2 separate regions of the Homo sapiens genome follow, and region 1 is linked to region 2. Evidence: read pairs that join two places in POLR2A ChIA-PET (ENCODE). Cell type or tissue: Panc1. All regions are shown on one strand.

Region 1 (8,000 bases), 67 kb after region 2:
CTCCAGTCCCCCACTTCCCTCTCTGCTTCAACTGGGCTTTCATCCTCATATGTCTTCTCAGGATCACCCATGGCCTGCCTGTGGCAGGACCAAATAGCCAAGTGCCTCTGGGTGTAGGCGGCGGCAGCACCTAACACAGGGAGGCTGGGTCTCCTCTCCAGTCCTCAGCAGCTTCGCTCTGGTTTTCCTCCTGCTTCCTGGCTCCTCTGCCGGTGCCTCCTGGCCTCCCTGACCTCCTGGGAGGCTCTGGTCCTGTGCCCCACCCTCACTCCCTCCTTACGTGACCCACGCAGTCTCTGGCTTCCACCACCTTCTCTCTCCCTGACCCACACCTCCAGCCCCAGCCTTTCCCCAGAGCACGGGACTCCTGTGTCCATGCTCACTTCCAGGAGTTCACGCAGCTGAGTGACGGCATCTCGAAATCCACAGGCCCAAACCCAGCCCTGGCGGCCCCTGCCCCAGACCTGCTTTCACGGCACCCCCAACTCTGTGGGTGATGATGCCCCCTTGCTTATCCTCGACCCTGTCTCTCCGACACCCCACGCCTGCAGACCCAGGATCCGACCACTTCCATGGCTCCTGTTGCTGCCACCTCAACCTCCCAACTTCTGCCCTTGTCCCTGCTTCAAAACGCTCCCGTCCTGCCCTCCCCAGTGACCCCCAACTCAGGGTAAAAGGCCAGCAAGTGTGCAGCTGCCCCCCAGCCCTCGGCTGTGACCTCTTGAACCTCTTCCCCTGCCCTTCGCCCCTCACTCCAACCGCTGGGATCTCATTGCCGGTTCTCAAACATTCCAAGCTGGCTCCCAGCTCAGGGCCTGCGCGTTTGCTGTTACCTCTGCCTGGGCCAGACCTGCGAGGCCCACTCCCTCACCTCAAAATATCACTGGATCAGAGAACCCCAAAAAGTGCTCCTCACAATACTCCCCATCTCTTCCCCCAGCTTAATGTCCTTCAGCTCATGCATCCCCAGCTGGTGGCCTCCCCACAAGCAGGCAGCTCCCTGAGAAGGGGGACTATACCTTTTTTGTTCAATGCCAGCACATAGATCATGCCTGGCACACAGGAGGGGCTCCAGAAATGTTGGCTGAGTCAGCGGATGAATGCGCTGAGCTGAGTGTTGAAGGCTACGTGAGTCTGCCAGGCAGGTGGTGGGAGGAGATGTTCCAAGCAGAGGGAACAGCATGTACAAGGCCAAGGCACAAAAGGACATAGCGTGTCCAAGAAGGCAGGGAGTGCTGCTGTGCAGAGCAGAAGGAGGAGGGTCTAGGGCTGGGGAGTTTAGGGCTGCGGAGTCAGCCAGGGAGCCTGGTCATGAAGGGAATGTGCTTGTTCTTCCATTCATTCATTCATTGAATATTTATTAAGCCCTGTGAGAAGTCTTGCTCTTTCCCCATCTAAAGGGATAAGACTTAATCTTGAAGGTACTTGGGAGCCATTGAGAGATGCAGAGAAGGGGCAGCACCTATCACTGCTGGTCACAGGATGGAACCCCAATATGCCCCCGGATCCTCCCCTACCCCCAGGGGGTGCCTGCTAAGCCACTGCTTCCTTTCCAAGGCAGCATTTTGGAGGTCTGGGGAGAGCATGCCCGCCGAGCTTTCTCCTGGCAAGGCCACAGAGCAACTGAGTCTCCACTAGAGTCAGCCTGTCCACCTGTGGCCCCCCTCGATGTGTAAGTCACATGGCCCAGATGGGGGCTGTGAACCTCCAGAGCTGGAAGAACCTCAGAGAATCCAACCCTTCATTTTCCAGACAGGGCAACTGAGGCCCACCAAAGACAAAGGACTTATTCAAGGTCCTGCTGTGTCTTCAGAGGCAACTCTTGTTTGCAAGTGACAAGCACCTGATTCAGACTGGCTTTTTTGAAAGGACGAGGGACTCTGCAAGCATGACCAGGATGTTGAAGAGTGAACTTCAGGTGCGGTTGGATCCAGGCTTACCTTGGGACACATGCTTCCCCTCTGACAAACACTTGCCACAGGTCTGCAGGACTCTCAGTGGCCACGTCTGGGGATAATGTGTCTACTCCTGGAGTGGGGGTGAGGCGGCGGGGGCAGTGTCAGCCCCACATGGCACCCCAGGACTGAGAAGAGGGTGGGACCCCAAAGGAAAATTGGATTTGCTGGCCCAAGAATGGGGGTAACAAAAGCTGATGTCCCCACACCTAGGAGCTTAGGGATAGAACCCAGACCAGATCTCCACCACCCAACTCCAAACCCAGCACCTATCCCACGTCCCCAGACTCCCTCAGGAAGACAAACTAGACACTAGCGTGGATGGAGGCTGGAGCCAGAGGCAGGGGACCGGGAAGGAGGTTGTCCAGGCGAGAGGCAATGAGCCCCTTGGAAGAAACTCATCAATCTCCTAACTCCCAACTCATTTTCCCACGTCAGCATTTTGCTGAGGGAAACATCTGTCACTTCTTCAAGATGAATAACACACCAACACCATTATTAATGTATTCTTAAGTGGTGTTTAGAATCCACTTCATTCTAACCATCATGACATACATCTTTGCTGACTTGTTCGGACCCCAGAGACCTGGCACTGCATGGCTGCTGCGCAAACTGGGTGACCCCTGATCCCCAAGCATGTAGCAGAGGGTCAAGTTCACAGCAGCCTGACAAACAGCAGGAGAATACACCCCCCAACCCCAGTGAGAGAGACCTGACGCCAGTGAGGGCCAGTGAGGTGAGTGATGCCTGCTACTGCTGGTGGGCGTGTCAGGCCATTATTTTGGAAAGTCATCAGCAGGGTACTTTTTTTTTTTTTTTTTTTTGAGGCAGAGTTTTGCTCTTGTTTTCCAGGCTGGAGTACAATGGCGCCATCTCAGCTCACCACAACCTCCACCTCCCGGGTTCAAGAAATTCTCCTGCCTCAGCCTCCTGAGTAGCTGGGATTACAGGCATGTGCAGTCACGCCCGGCTAATTTTTTGTATTTTTAGTAGAGATGGGGTTTCAGCATGTTGGTCAGGTTGGTCTCGAACTTCTGACCTCAGGTGATCTGCCCACTTCAGCCTCCCAAAGTGCTGGGATTAAAGGCATGAGCCACCGCGCCTGGCCAGTCATCTAGCAGGGTACTTTTACTGTCTAAAATGGCACACACTCCTCCCACCTCTGGAAAGGCCTCTTAGAGATGTAACTGGAGATGTGAAAAAAGCTGTGAGTGCCAAAGATGCTCATCGGGGCATTGTTTATAACAGAGAGAAATTGAAGCTTACCCAAGTGTTCAATGAGGTGATGTCCAAGCATAACCTGAAATGGTGATGCAAACTCAGGCAGCTCCACTCTATGGGACATTCTGTGTCTATTCAAAAATGTGGCCTTCAAAAACTACTGTCTGACGATCATTTGATGGGAAAAAGCAGAAGCTTATGAGAGCCCCAGTCAAAAGAATGATTTTTAGCATCAGAGGAATGCCCCAGAGTTCCACGGCCGGAAGCACCATCGAGACACACAAAACCACCAGCTCCTCAGCAGCGTGTGTCTCCTCAACCACACTAAATCCCTCCTGCTTCTCTCTGGCTGCAATGTTCTCTCTCTCTGCAGGCCAGCCTGGCTGCCTTATCTCCAGAGCTTACCCACTACTCTAGCTCAACCTCACAGCTATTTGATTCCATCTTCTCTTCCTGCTGAAAGAAAATGAGAGAGGGATAAAGCAAGAAAAAGAGGGAGGCAGAAAGAAAGGGAGGGAAGGAGGAAAAGAGGGAAGGAAGGAGGAAGAGAAAGAGAGGGAGGGGAGGAGGAAGAGAGGGAGAGGAGAAGGAAAAGAAGGAGAGAAGGAGGAAGAGAGGGAGGGAAGGAGGAAGAGAGAGAGGGATGGATGAAGGGAAAAGGGAAGGAGGAAGAGAGAGAGAGAAGAAAGAAAACAGGGAGGGAAGGAGGAAGAGAGAGAGAGAAGAAAGAAACCAGGGAGGGAAGGAGGAAGAGAGGGAAGGAAGGACAAAGAGAGGGAAGGAGGAAGACAGGGAAGGAGGGAGGGAGAGAAGGAAGGAGGAAGGGAGACAGGGAAGGAGGAAGAGAGAGAAGTAAGGAGGAAGAGAAAGAGGGGAAGAGGAAAAGAAAGAGGAGAGGAGGAAGAGAAAGAGGGGAGGGGGAACAGAGGGAGGGGAGAAGGAAGAGAGGGAAGAAGGAAGGAGGGAGGGAAGAAGGAAGGGAGGGAAAAAGGAAGAGAGGGAGGGGAGGAGGAAGAGAGGGAAGGAAGGAGGAAGGGAGAAAGGAGAAAGAAAGAATTTCTAGAAGGGACAACTGAATTGTCTTGGCTTTGGTCAAGTGACTCCCCTGGTCCTATCAGCTGTGCTGGACCAGGAGGGCTCCCCATAGCACAGCAGGCTCCCGGTAGTTTGGGGTGGGGTAAAGCAGGAGGAAATGACTGATGTCCCAAATCCTAGTACATTATCGCAGGGTGTATTAGTTATCTATTGCTGCATAACAAATTAGCCCCATGCTCAGTGTTTAAAATTACAGCATTCATTATGTCACAGAGGAATTGAGAAGTTTTTCTGGGTGGCTGTGACTCAGAGTCTCTTGTGAGGCTGCAACCAACACGTCAGCCAGGGCTTCCATCTTTGGAAAGCTCAACTGGGCTGGGGACTCTGCCGTCAAGCTCCTCACAGGGCTGTGGGCAGCAGGCTTCGGTTTCTTGTTGGTTATTGGGGTGAGACCTAAGTTTCTTGCCCCACAGGCCTCTCTGTAAGGCTGCTCAGGACAGGACAGCTGGCCCTCCAGTGCAAATGACCTAAAAGAGAGAGAAAACTACCAAGACGGAAGCTGCAGCATCTCTCACAACCTGATCTCAGAAGTGACGCCCCATCAGTACTCCCGTATTTTATCCTTCACACAGACGCACCCTGGTACAGTGTTGGAAGGGATGACACGGGCACGAATCCCAGGAGAAGGGACCACTGGGAGCCATGTTAGAGGCTAGCTAACATACACGGAAAACACTCATTCTACAAAACTGGTTTCAAAAGTGGATATGCTCTACACTTTTTTATTTTTTTTTTATTTTTTTTGAGACAGAGTCTTACTCTGTCACCCAGGCTGGAGTACAGTGGCACTATCTTGGCTCACTGCAACCTCCACCTTCTGGGTTCAAGTGATTCTCCTGCCTCAGCCTCCTGAGTAACTGGGATTACAGGCATGCGCCACCATGCTCACCTAATTTTTGTATTTTTAATAGAGACTGGGTTTTGCCATATTGCCCTGGATGGTCTTGAACTCTTGGCCTCAAGTAATCCACCCACCTCGGCCTCCCAAAGTGCTGGGATTACAGGTGTGAGCCACTGCACCCAGCCTACCTATTTTTAAATAAAAGAATCAAGTAGGGTAAACATAGTCCCAAAGAAAGTCTTCCTTTTAAAAGAAATTGCCTTTGATTACTTCTGCTGGGTCATAGAGGACCTGCCAGATCTGAGATCTGGATGCATGCAGTATGAGGGCTGGGTGACACTCAGCATCCAGCCTCCATGTGCAACCGTCCTCCTGGTCACAGGATGGCCACGGGGCAACAGGCACTTGCACCTCGCCATGGCTGGGGTTCAGACACATGTATGATGTGACTGACTGACTTGGGGCAGGTGCCCAATGGAAACCAGGCAAGACTGCCAGGAGCTGAGGAGGAAAGGCTCCGTAAGAGAAAGCGGAGAGCAGGTCGCAAGCGAGATTCAGTGGCAGGGGCCCCCGGTTGGAGGGGGTCTTGGTTCTGGACACATCTTGACACCTGGTACCAGGACCCGCTCCAGCCCGGCCACCTCAGCAGCAGCAACAATCCTGGGTGGGTAGGCTGAGTGTGGGCAGAGAGAGCTGCTTTGAAGACGGTCCACGCCGCCCTGCCAGGGGACCCATCCTCAAGGAGCGCCCTTCCCCTCTCTCCCTGGCAAGCAGTGAGCTCCCGAAGTGGCAGAGGACTGAGAGCATGGGGGCCCTGGGAGGCAGGACCCCGCTGGGGCAGGACCCCGATGGAGACGCTGGAGGCAGCAGCAGCGGTGGGAGGGGGTGGGGATTCACCCACACTCTTGAGAGGAGAGAAGAATGAACCCAGGAGCTGGAGTTCCCACAGGCGTAGGTGGGGGGCGGAGCCAGCAAGACTTGGATATTAATGCTTACTCTGGTAACGAGGCTTTTATCACCTGATGATTCCTAGAACCACAGAAGCCAAAATAGGCAGGCCTGGAGGAACCTCGTTAGAAATCTAATCCAACCCCACAAGTCTCACCAGCTACTCAAGGGCTTGACCACTCCCAGCAATGGTGAGCTCACTACTCCGTAAGAAAATTCATTCCGTCATTGGACAGTCCTGACAGATAGAAAGCTGTTTCTGAAATCCCTATGGGTACCACTAATTGGCCCTAGTTCTGCCTTCTGGTGCCTCATAAAATAAACCAGCACCCACTCCTCCAATAGTTACCCTCTTCATTGTTCAGATCAGCTCCTCCCAGCACATCACAGACCATCAGAAACCATTTGTTCTTCCACACTGCAGTGTGAGCCACACTGCATAGCACTACACACCCCCTAGAATGGTCAAAATGAAAAAGGCCGGCCATGCCAAGTGTTGGTGAGGATGTGGAGCAACAGCGACTTTCACACACACCAGTGGGAATGCACGGCCACCCTGGAAAGCAGTCTGCCCCACCCAGCCCTTCCACTGCTGAGTATTTACCCAAGAGAAACAAGAACATGCCCCCAAAGGCACACGCACATTAATGTTTGTCGCCACTTGCTTATAATAGTCAAAAATTGAAAACAACCCAAATGTCCATCCACAGGTGAATGGAAAAACAAATTGTGATATATCCATGCAGCAGAGTACTACTCAGCAATAAAAAGGAACACCCAGCAACAGGGATACATCTCAAGAAACAGGGCTAAATCTCAGGAAAGAGTTCACTGAATGAAGAGAGCTAGACAGAAGTCTAATACTCTGTGCTTTCAATTATAGAAACCCCTAGAAAAGGAAAAGCGATCTAGAGGGCAAGAAAACAGATCAATGCTGGCCTGGGAATGGGAGTAGGGGAAGGGATGGACCGCTAAAGGGAATGAGAAGAAGTGGGGAGATATGGAAATGGTAGTACACTGATTGTGGGACACTTTCGCAGGTGTCAAAACTCACCAGGTTTTGTGCTTTAAGTAGGGCAAGTTGTACACATAGAATACATACGATATATTTTAGCATGTTTCTTAGAAGCTCTAACATGCCGTTCCTTAATTGAATGCTCTAACAACCTGGTCCAGCCGAAGGCCTGGCTTATGAGCTGTTTGTAATTAGCACATGGAGGGGCCTGAACGGCAGGAACTAACGGAGCACCCTCTCTTTAGCAGGTTTGGCCTTGTTAATGTTTGACTCTGGAAACTTTCTTCCAATGCTTTCCAGCAAGTTAATGGCAGAGCCAGGACGTAAACCCAGGTTTCCTGGTTCCCAGGCCAGTTATCCAGTCCCACAATGTGAGAAGAAATAGAAACCAGCGCTTGTGGAGTGCTTCATGGTTCTCCAAGCTGCTTGACATCTGTAATCTGATTTCCTGGATTAATCCCATTTAACACACTCGAGTGTGTCATGGATGAGACGGGGCCGGGAGCACATGCAACGTGTTTATTTATGGCAGGCATCTACTCTGATGGCTTGAGGCCCAGGCCAGGCCAATTGTTAAGTATCTTGAATAACCCTCCTGGGTTAAGCATTCTGGGTTTTGGAGTCAGATAGATCTGGGCTGGAATCCAGGCACTACTATTTACTAGTAGAAGACCTTGAGCAAACCATTTAACCCCTTTGCACCTCAGTTTTCTCTTCCATTAAATGGGGATGGCAGCAATAAACTCCTTATATCGCTGCTGGGATGATTCAGTGTGGTCACAGCATCAGGCATGTGATAAACCCTCCAAGTCTGGCAGCCATCATGAGCCCCATTACTACTATTAATCCTCACACTACTCTTTTGAAGTGAGTCCTATTACATTCCCATTTTACAGAGAAAGAAACCCAGGCTCAGAGAGGCAAA
Region 2 (8,000 bases):
GAGCAGAATCATGTTCATTTATCCACTGTGTGCTAGAGAGTGGGGTATGGAGGAGGGATAAGAAAGAACCTCCCCTGAGCTGGGGCCCTGAGCAGGGAAGTGGCGACTCGGGCTAACGAAGGCTGCAGTGGGGAAGTGCTGGAGCCTGTGGGGGTGCCACAGGAACAGAGGACACCTGGCTTAGCCTCAGGTTCTGTGCTGAGCCCTGAACATGACAGTGAGGATACAAGTCCTGGGAAACGCTCAGCCCTCTGCCTGGAGCCCTCACTGACAGCACAGGTGGCAGCACAGCCCTTCCATTTCTGAGCCCCTGCCCTCGGAGAATTATGAAATTAAAAATTATCAAATGCCATGATGGGAAGCCTTATGCTTTTGAACTCAGTCCTCAGCAGCACTTGGAGAAGGTGTTATCATTACTCCCATTTTACAGGTGAGGAAACCGAGCACCAGTGACATGACGTCACTTGCTCGGGGTGGCACAGCTAGTATGGTGGAGCAGGGCGTGAACCCAGGCAGGCTGGTGGCGGAGGCCACACCTTCACTCCTCCCATAAGCATCTGGCCTGTCTGCAATGTCTTCAAGGGGCTCAGACTGGTCGGGAACCAAGGTCAACTAAACTGAAATGATTGTAAGCTCCTAGGATGGAAAGGTTGGGTAAAGGTGGCTTCAAATCCCAGCTCTGTCACTTGCAACTGGTGACCTCTGTCTAATGACCGCCCCTCTCTGACCCTGTTTCCCCAGCTATGAAATGGCCACCTCACGGGGCATCATGGGAATCAAAGTGTCTGCAGGCAAAGCTCATAACTCCGAGCGGGAGCCTCCAAACAGCAGCATCCTAGCAGGGTGGCGTGCACGTACCTTGCTGATGTCAGGGGACCTGGAACGACCACCCTCTGCATCGCCGAAGGCTTTGGTGATAGCGAACTGGATGGCCAGGCCGGTCATGGTGCCTGTGGACAGCGGCTGGATACGGCGCACAGCCTGCAGCAGTGCGGCCTTGGAGACATGAGCCCGCAGCGAGAACTCCTGCTTCACGGTGCTGGCATAGTTGACCATGCCCACCCGGGTGGCATTGGGCCCCACGTCCAGCGACTCGATGACCTGGGACAGGAATACCTTCACTTTCTCAAATTCAACAGGCCGAACGCTGCGAGAGCTGTCGACAACAAACACCAGGTCTGTGGGCCGCGTCCGGCAGAGATGGCCTGGGAGTGGGGCAGGAGGGGTAAGGCAGAGAGCAGAGACACAGGTCAGGGACTGGGCCTGAACACACAGAGTGCGGCTTCTTAGATCCAGGTGCGAGGCCTCGGGCCCAGTAGGCTGCAAACTTCAGCTGGGCAGCTGAGCCCTTTTATCAACATGCAGACACCAGCAAGCAACTTGCCAAAGGCCCCCTGCTCAGCCCATGGGGAACACAGAGGGCCAAGCCTGGCCTTGGGCCATTTGCTTCACTTCTCTGAGCCTCAGTTTCCTCATCTGAGCAGTGAGCTAGCAATCCCTCCTTACAGGATGTTTTGAGGAGCCAGCAGGGGGCCAGGCAAGCAATGAGTATTCCAGGGGTGGCAAAGGACCCTGCGGCCTTGAAAACACATTTAGGTTTCAGCCCAGACTTGCTGCCAGAAACAAGGGCAGCTATTTCTTCTAGCTGGGCAGGAGGGCACCAAGGATGGGCCCTCCAGGCATGGGCACAGGCTTGAGAGCCAAAGCAGTGCCCGTCAACATGGCCTCTTTCATCTGAGCATCAAAGCAAATCACCAAAGTGGAACCAGTTTCCCTCAGCCTGGCAGCGCCTGCTGGCGGGTTGCCAAAGACAGGGAAAAGGAGCAGGAATTCCTGGTGGCCACCTCGGCAGCCTGATCAGGTGCACACCAAGACACACCCCCGAGGAGCAATGTCCTCCAGAGACCCAAGAAGGCAGCACCCTGTGCTGGGAAGTATGCAGGGTCAGAGTGAGTTCAGGCCTGGGTTCAAATCCTGGCTCAGCCACTCTGTGGGGCCCTGGGCAGATCATTGCACCTTTCTGAGCCTCCGTGATCTCACATGTCCAGTGGAGAGAATAAGGCTACTGTCACTGGCCTGGGCCTGCAGTCAGGAAGGTCTCACTACAAAGGCCCTTCCCTCCCCATCCCATGCGGAGTCTGAACTGAGCAGAGCCAATCCCAAAGAGGAAAGGGGAAACGTGCAGGGCCGTCCCAACCCCCAAGTCACAGTAACTCACAGTGCCCTAGACTGGGGCTCTGGACATCAGAGTTCCTCAGGAGACCTTAGAAATCACCATGCAGCAGGCTCCCTGCTGTCTACTCGCTAAGGCTACAAATGGGTAAACTGAGACCCAAAGAGGGAAAGGGAATTGGCCACACCGTACAGCAGTAGATCAATAACCTAGAGGCTCTGGCGCTATCTCACTGTGTGGTCTTAGGCCCTCACTGACCTCAGTTTCCCCATCTGTACAGGAAGAATGGGCATTCCAGGACTCAGTGCCCAAACCTGAAACTCTGGGGGGTGTTATTGCCCCCAGGGAGCCCAAGGCTGGAAGGACCTGCAAAGGGGGCATGAGCTCTTGGCATCCCAGGTCTGCTGTCATCAAAGAGCCATGGGCTCAGCCCTGGGCTTGGTGCAGCTCCAGACGTCAGCCAGCTCTCTGAGTAGCTTCTGCTCCCCAGAGACCTGGAAGACCAAGGTCCCTGCCTCATGCATGGTCCCTGAGGGCTGAGGAGCACCCCTGCCCTGACCCTTATAAGCACCATGGTCCCTGTCTGCTCCTGCACCAGCCCACTGCCCACCACTGCCGCCCTGCTCCCTTCCCCATCCTGGATCCCGTGTGCTCCCTGCCATATCGGTACCCAGCCCCCAGTGCTGAGGGTCAGGGCCCACTAGCTCAGTAGCCCCCATCTCACGCAAGCCCCCTCACCTCTGGACTGGGGGGCGAGGCCAGGGCTGCACAGGGCCTGGAGCAGCAGCAGCAGGCTGCAGAGCATGAGGCTAGTGCCAGAGAGGACCCTCATAGTTCTGGCAGCACGGGCAGCAGCCGGCACGGTTGTGGGACCAGTGGGGTCCAGGTCTTATCAACCCCACTGCCCGCCCAGCCTTTGGGTCAGGTGGCCCCCAACTGACGACTGACGTGGGGGCAGCCCGCCCTGGCCCCCAGCCCCCCCAAAGGGCGGGGCTTGGGCTGAATGGAGGTGTGTGTGCCCTGAGAGGGCGGGAGAGCCTGGCCCAGGCTTCAGAGGCCCCTCTGACCACAAGGGCTCCTTTGCTTGCAGAAGCAACTAGAGCGGCAGCTGGAATTTGGGAAATCTCAGGTGGGTGGGGGGTGGCTCTTCCAGGGGCTGGAGCCCGCGCTGCCTTGAAGCTCCACCCCAAGCCTAGGCATACCTGAGTCCAATGGCCCGGCCCAGCCCTGTCCTGCACCTTCATCCCACACCCAAATCCTTCCCCCACTCACAACCCCAAGTTTCTCATTAAATTCACTTCCCCTTCCCCAGCCTCACTGTGCCCTGCTCTCCGCACACGCCCTGCTCTCCAGCTACCCCTGGATTCTCCTCGAAGGCCTCCAGGCCATCACACATGCAGGGCCATCTGCCCAGAATCCTTTCCTCTCACTAACTCTCTGCCTTGTAGAATCTTTCAAGGTCATAATTAGGGCTAACATGTACCTTCACTGTTAGTATGGGCAGGGCAGTGGAGACCATGGTTAAGAGCACAGACTTGGGAGCCAGGTTACCTGGGTTTGCTATACCAGCAAACCACCTGTGTGACCATGGGCAAGTGACTTCACCTCTCATGTCTCAGATTGCTCATCTGGAAACTAGGGATGGTAATAGCGCCTCCTAGGGTTGATTCAAGGAGCAAAGGAGTTAGATGAGGTTTCTCAGTTAATCCTCTTGACAACTTTTTAAAGCAGCTACTGTTAAAGAACAGAGAGGTAAAATAACTTGTCTGAAGTTACACAGCTAAGAAGTGTTATTGCCAGGATAGAGCCCCAGGCCCGGCTCTCAGCCATGCTGCTGTCTCAGTGTAGCTTGATGTAGGTGGCTTCTCCCTGCCCATCTCTTCCCCCTGTGGGTCCCTGCTTGGCCCACCTCACCTGTCAGCCAGTGGATTCAACTCTGCATCAGGCCCAGCACAGAGAAGGCAAAGATAAAGCCTTCTAAACAAAGTAACATCAGCAGGAACGATCCCCTTCTTTGCATTTGGGTCAAGTAGTTCATGAGATAGAGCAGAAAGAGCATGGGCTTGGCTACCTGAGAGATCCAGGTTCAAAGCCACTTCTGCTCCTAACTGGCTGTGTGACCTGGAGCTGGTGACTTAACCTCTCTGAGCCTCAGCTTGCCATGGTGCAGTGGGAATGGTCGTTCTTGATCTGCCTGCCCCATGTGAGGGGCAAGAGGGGGACAGAAGTGGAAATGGAGTTAAAGGATTGTCATTGCTCCAGGAGGCAGAATCCTAAGACTTGGGACCTATGCACTTCACTCTGTGTAAATTATACCTCAATAAAAGGAAATGTACAGACAAAAAGCGACTGCTGGGTGCAGCAGACCCAACTCACCGCTACCACACTCTTTAGCAATAATTATAACAATCCCTTCCACCCTTGACATGGCAGTTACTCATTCTATCACTCTATCTCATTTGCTCACCCAACAAACCTGTGAAGTCAGCAGATTTGAGTCTCTTGGCCCATTTGTCAGATGGAGAAACTGAGGCCCAGAGAGGTTCACTGACTTACCCGAAGCCACCAGCCAGTTTAGGGGCAGAGCCAAGCCTAAAGCTCAGGCCTCACTCCCCTTTGCACCAGTGTTAGAGAAGGAGGAGGTTAAGAGCATTGCCTTCTGACTTTTTCCCCTTATATTTCATGTGTGCCTAATTCACTGCCCTCCCCAATTCCAAAAACCACTTGAAGCTGCTGATTCCTTTTTCTGCTACAACTTTGAAGTCGAATTCTTCTCCAGAGATGCTGCAAGGTGTGATGATGGTGGTGCCTCTCCCTTCCCAAAATGGTGTAATTAAGGTGTTACCTGTCTCCCCAAGGACGTGAGCTCCCTCCGAGCAGGGGGCTTGCCCGTCTCAGTCACCACTGAATCCCTGGGACCCAGCATGGTGCCTGGCACAGGATCTCTGGTAAGCAAATGAAGGAATGAATGAAAACTAACTACGAACCTGTTCCATTTCCCTATAAACCACCCAGGGTCACACAAGGGCCATCCACGGTGACCAGCGGTGAGAAACGCAATGCTGTCCTCGTGCCATGCTGGAGGTGAACGAGGAGAACGTGAGCTGGGGTCTCCTCACCAACTGCTCCCCCCACCCCAACCCCCCTGACGGCCAGGGCTGTGTCCAGGGCTCAGGGCACAAGGCTCCGTTAGCTGGGCAGCAGCTGGCCCATGAAACAGCCCTTTCAGCTCCACCTCTGAATGGCAGTTCTATGGGCTCCTCGGAAGAACACAGGCGCCTTCTCTGTGTCACTTCTCCGCTCATTAGCAGAGCTGCAGAAATACACTACAGGTAACTTTTCAGGAACAGAGATGGGTCCCCCCCCGAACACCACCAGAAAAAAAAAAAAGGCAGCTTTGGCATTCTATAACAGGGGCAAGGCCTGGGGGCGGTGGTGGAGAGGAGATCTAAAAGTTCAGCATATACATTAAGGAAAGAAAATCAATATTTGTGTTTTTTAAATGTGAAACATTTTTCCCCAGGACTCAAAATTGAGAACAGTGTGTCCGGTATGAGCCAGAAGGAAAAAAAAATGCACGAAGGGGCCTTCTGCAAGGTTGCTCACAAGTCAAACAGGCAGCTGTGAAGGGCTCTGCTGTTCCCTCCTCCTGTTTTCACATCCCTCGGGCTTCCAGAAACTTAAAGCCGTTAGTGTTTCATGCAAGAGAGAGCATCTGTGATCCACGGAGAGGCCCCTGGGCAGTGTGGTTCAGTGGGAAGCACACAGGACTCCCTCCCCAGTGCTCCCAGGATCAGCTCTTTCCCTAAAGAGCAAACCTGGTTATCTCGCAATGACCTAGCTAACACAAATGCAACATCAGCCGGGGCAGCCTGCCCCCTTCACTCTTTGCCCACCATCAGCTGTTTGGCAGTATCCATATACGCCTTTACCAGTATTTATTTAATCTTTTTGTTTAATTCACTCTAAACCAACTCACTTCTTAAAAATTTCTCTGCCTTATAAGAAATAATAGCCATGAAATCACTGGTTTGATGTACGGTTTATTTATTTATTCCAATAAACACTCATTCAATATAAAATTCAAATAAATTCAAAACTAATTAAATTTAGCTTTTTCATCCACATATCACTGAAAATTTTCTTGTTTTCTGCCAGTGGCATGCACGACAGACTTTGAGGAATCCTGTGAAGTGAAACGGCTTTAGAATCAAAGAGAGCTGGGCTTGAGTCCCCCTCTGTCACAGGCCAGCCATGGTGACTTCCGGTAAATCCCTCCTTTTTCTGCCTGTTTCATGTCAGTAGCATTGGAATCCTAATGCTAATGCCACAGGAAGGTTGTAAGGAAGAAATGCAGTGAATGCTACATCAAGCGTATTGGGCTTTTTGTTTTAGTTTTTTCCTTTTTTTTTTTTTTTTTTTTTTTTTAGGATGGGGTCTCACTCTGTTACCCAGGCTGGAGCGCGGTGGCACAATCACAGCTCACTGCAGCCTCGACCTCCCGGTTTCAGGTGATCTTCCCACCTCAGCCTCCTGAGTAGCTGGGGCCATAGGTGTTCACCACCATGCCCAGTGAATTTTTTTTTTTTGTAGAGACAGGGTTTCACCGTGTTGCCCAGGTTAGTCTCGAACTCTTGAGCTCAAGTGATCTGCCCACATTGGCCTCCCAAATCGCTGAGATTACAGGCGTGAGCTACCGTGACAGGCCAATGCTTATTATTTTTACAACGCCTTCTTTTATCAGTCAGGCTAGGATAGGCTATGTTGCAATAGCAGACATGCCCCCCAAATCACAATGGCTTAATACAGGGTTTGCTTCTCTCTCCTAGCACCGTCCAGTGCCAGGTGGGTGCCCCCCACATAGGCCCTCTCCAAAGCTGCCTCCACCATTTCCAAGTCCTTGTCTCAGGCCATGTGGACAAGAGAGAGACAGCAAGCATCTCTCTTAACTGCCTCAGAGAAGGAGTACACATTACCTGACTCTACCTGGATGCCCAGGGCCAGGATATGGCATTTAGTTAGCAGTGACAGTCTCTGTCACCATTGCCGGGGGGAAAGCCTTTGTTAGCACTGGATCACCTCTAGATGGAAATTCAGACTTGGCTGGCATTTAAAGCTCTTCACTGTCAGCTTCCTTCCACCTTCCAGGCCATTGTCAGTCTTTCTCTTTCTCTCCCTCTCCTTCCCTCCCTCCCTCTCCCTCTCTTCTCTAGTCTTTCCCTTTCTCCCCCTCTCCTCCCCTCCCACCATCTCCCTCTCTTCTCTAGCACTGAATGAGTCACTCTCCTGTTTTCAGAGCCTCCCAGATAGACTCCAGCCCTCTCACTAGCTCCCTATCAGAGTTTGCACTCAATGCATGGTGACCCATTTTATTTGTAGGGAAATGTGAAACCCTGAAGCTCAGACTCTGAAGGAAACTCAAAGGTCATCTACACCTGGCCACCCATGCTACTCACCTGGTTGTTAAAAATACAAGGTCCACCCCTGCTACGTGCCTTCTCGGGGCCAGAGGGTCAGCCCTCACCCCAGGAGCGACTGCGAGAGCTTCCCACGGGGAATGGCCCCTGTAATCAATCACACTGGAAGAAGAAATGAGCATCTGGAGGAGCGGGCTCAGGTTTAGCACTGGGAACTCTAGCTGGCCCAGTTAATGCCCCAACCCATGGCCCTTCAGCCCACTGTGGGTTCAGCTCACCTACAGCTGCAGGCAGTTCCCAGGGACGCAAGCAGTGGGCCAGGCAGCCTGGGGATTTAACATCCCCAGGTATAACCCGCAACCTGCAGGGATCAGAAGACCCCAACGTCCCCATCCCCCATTGAACAGTTC

The links. Peaks named below come from ENCODE experiments on the same cell type or tissue, not always from the same donor. Only the 100,000 strongest peaks of a DNase experiment are listed, where the experiment ranks them.
Region 1: POLR2A ChIA-PET joins it to region 2 with 17 read pairs; 20 of 35 experiments call an interaction of 5 or more read pairs at or near these places.

Annotation. Positions count from the first base shown.
Region 1 is chr1:30,787,603-30,795,602 of GRCh38, forward strand. No RefSeq gene overlaps it. Among named protein-coding and RNA genes, the nearest start is that of LINC01778, 33 kb to the right of the region's middle. RefSeq lists an enhancer at 269-781. In Panc1, no CTCF peak of the experiment used is centred here; no DNase peak of the experiment used is centred here; H3K27me3 peaks cover 608 bases.
Region 2 is chr1:30,720,547-30,728,546 of GRCh38, forward strand. It overlaps MATN1 (matrilin 1), which reads right to left and starts at 3,039. Exons shown (of 8, transcript NM_002379.3): 1 at 2,912-3,039; 2 at 859-1,205. The coding sequence starts at 3,005. MATN1-AS1 (MATN1 antisense RNA 1) reads left to right here. Exons shown (of 4, transcript NR_034182.1): 2 at 742-1,176; 3 at 5,189-5,505; 4 at 5,697-6,200. In Panc1, no CTCF peak of the experiment used is centred here; no DNase peak of the experiment used is centred here.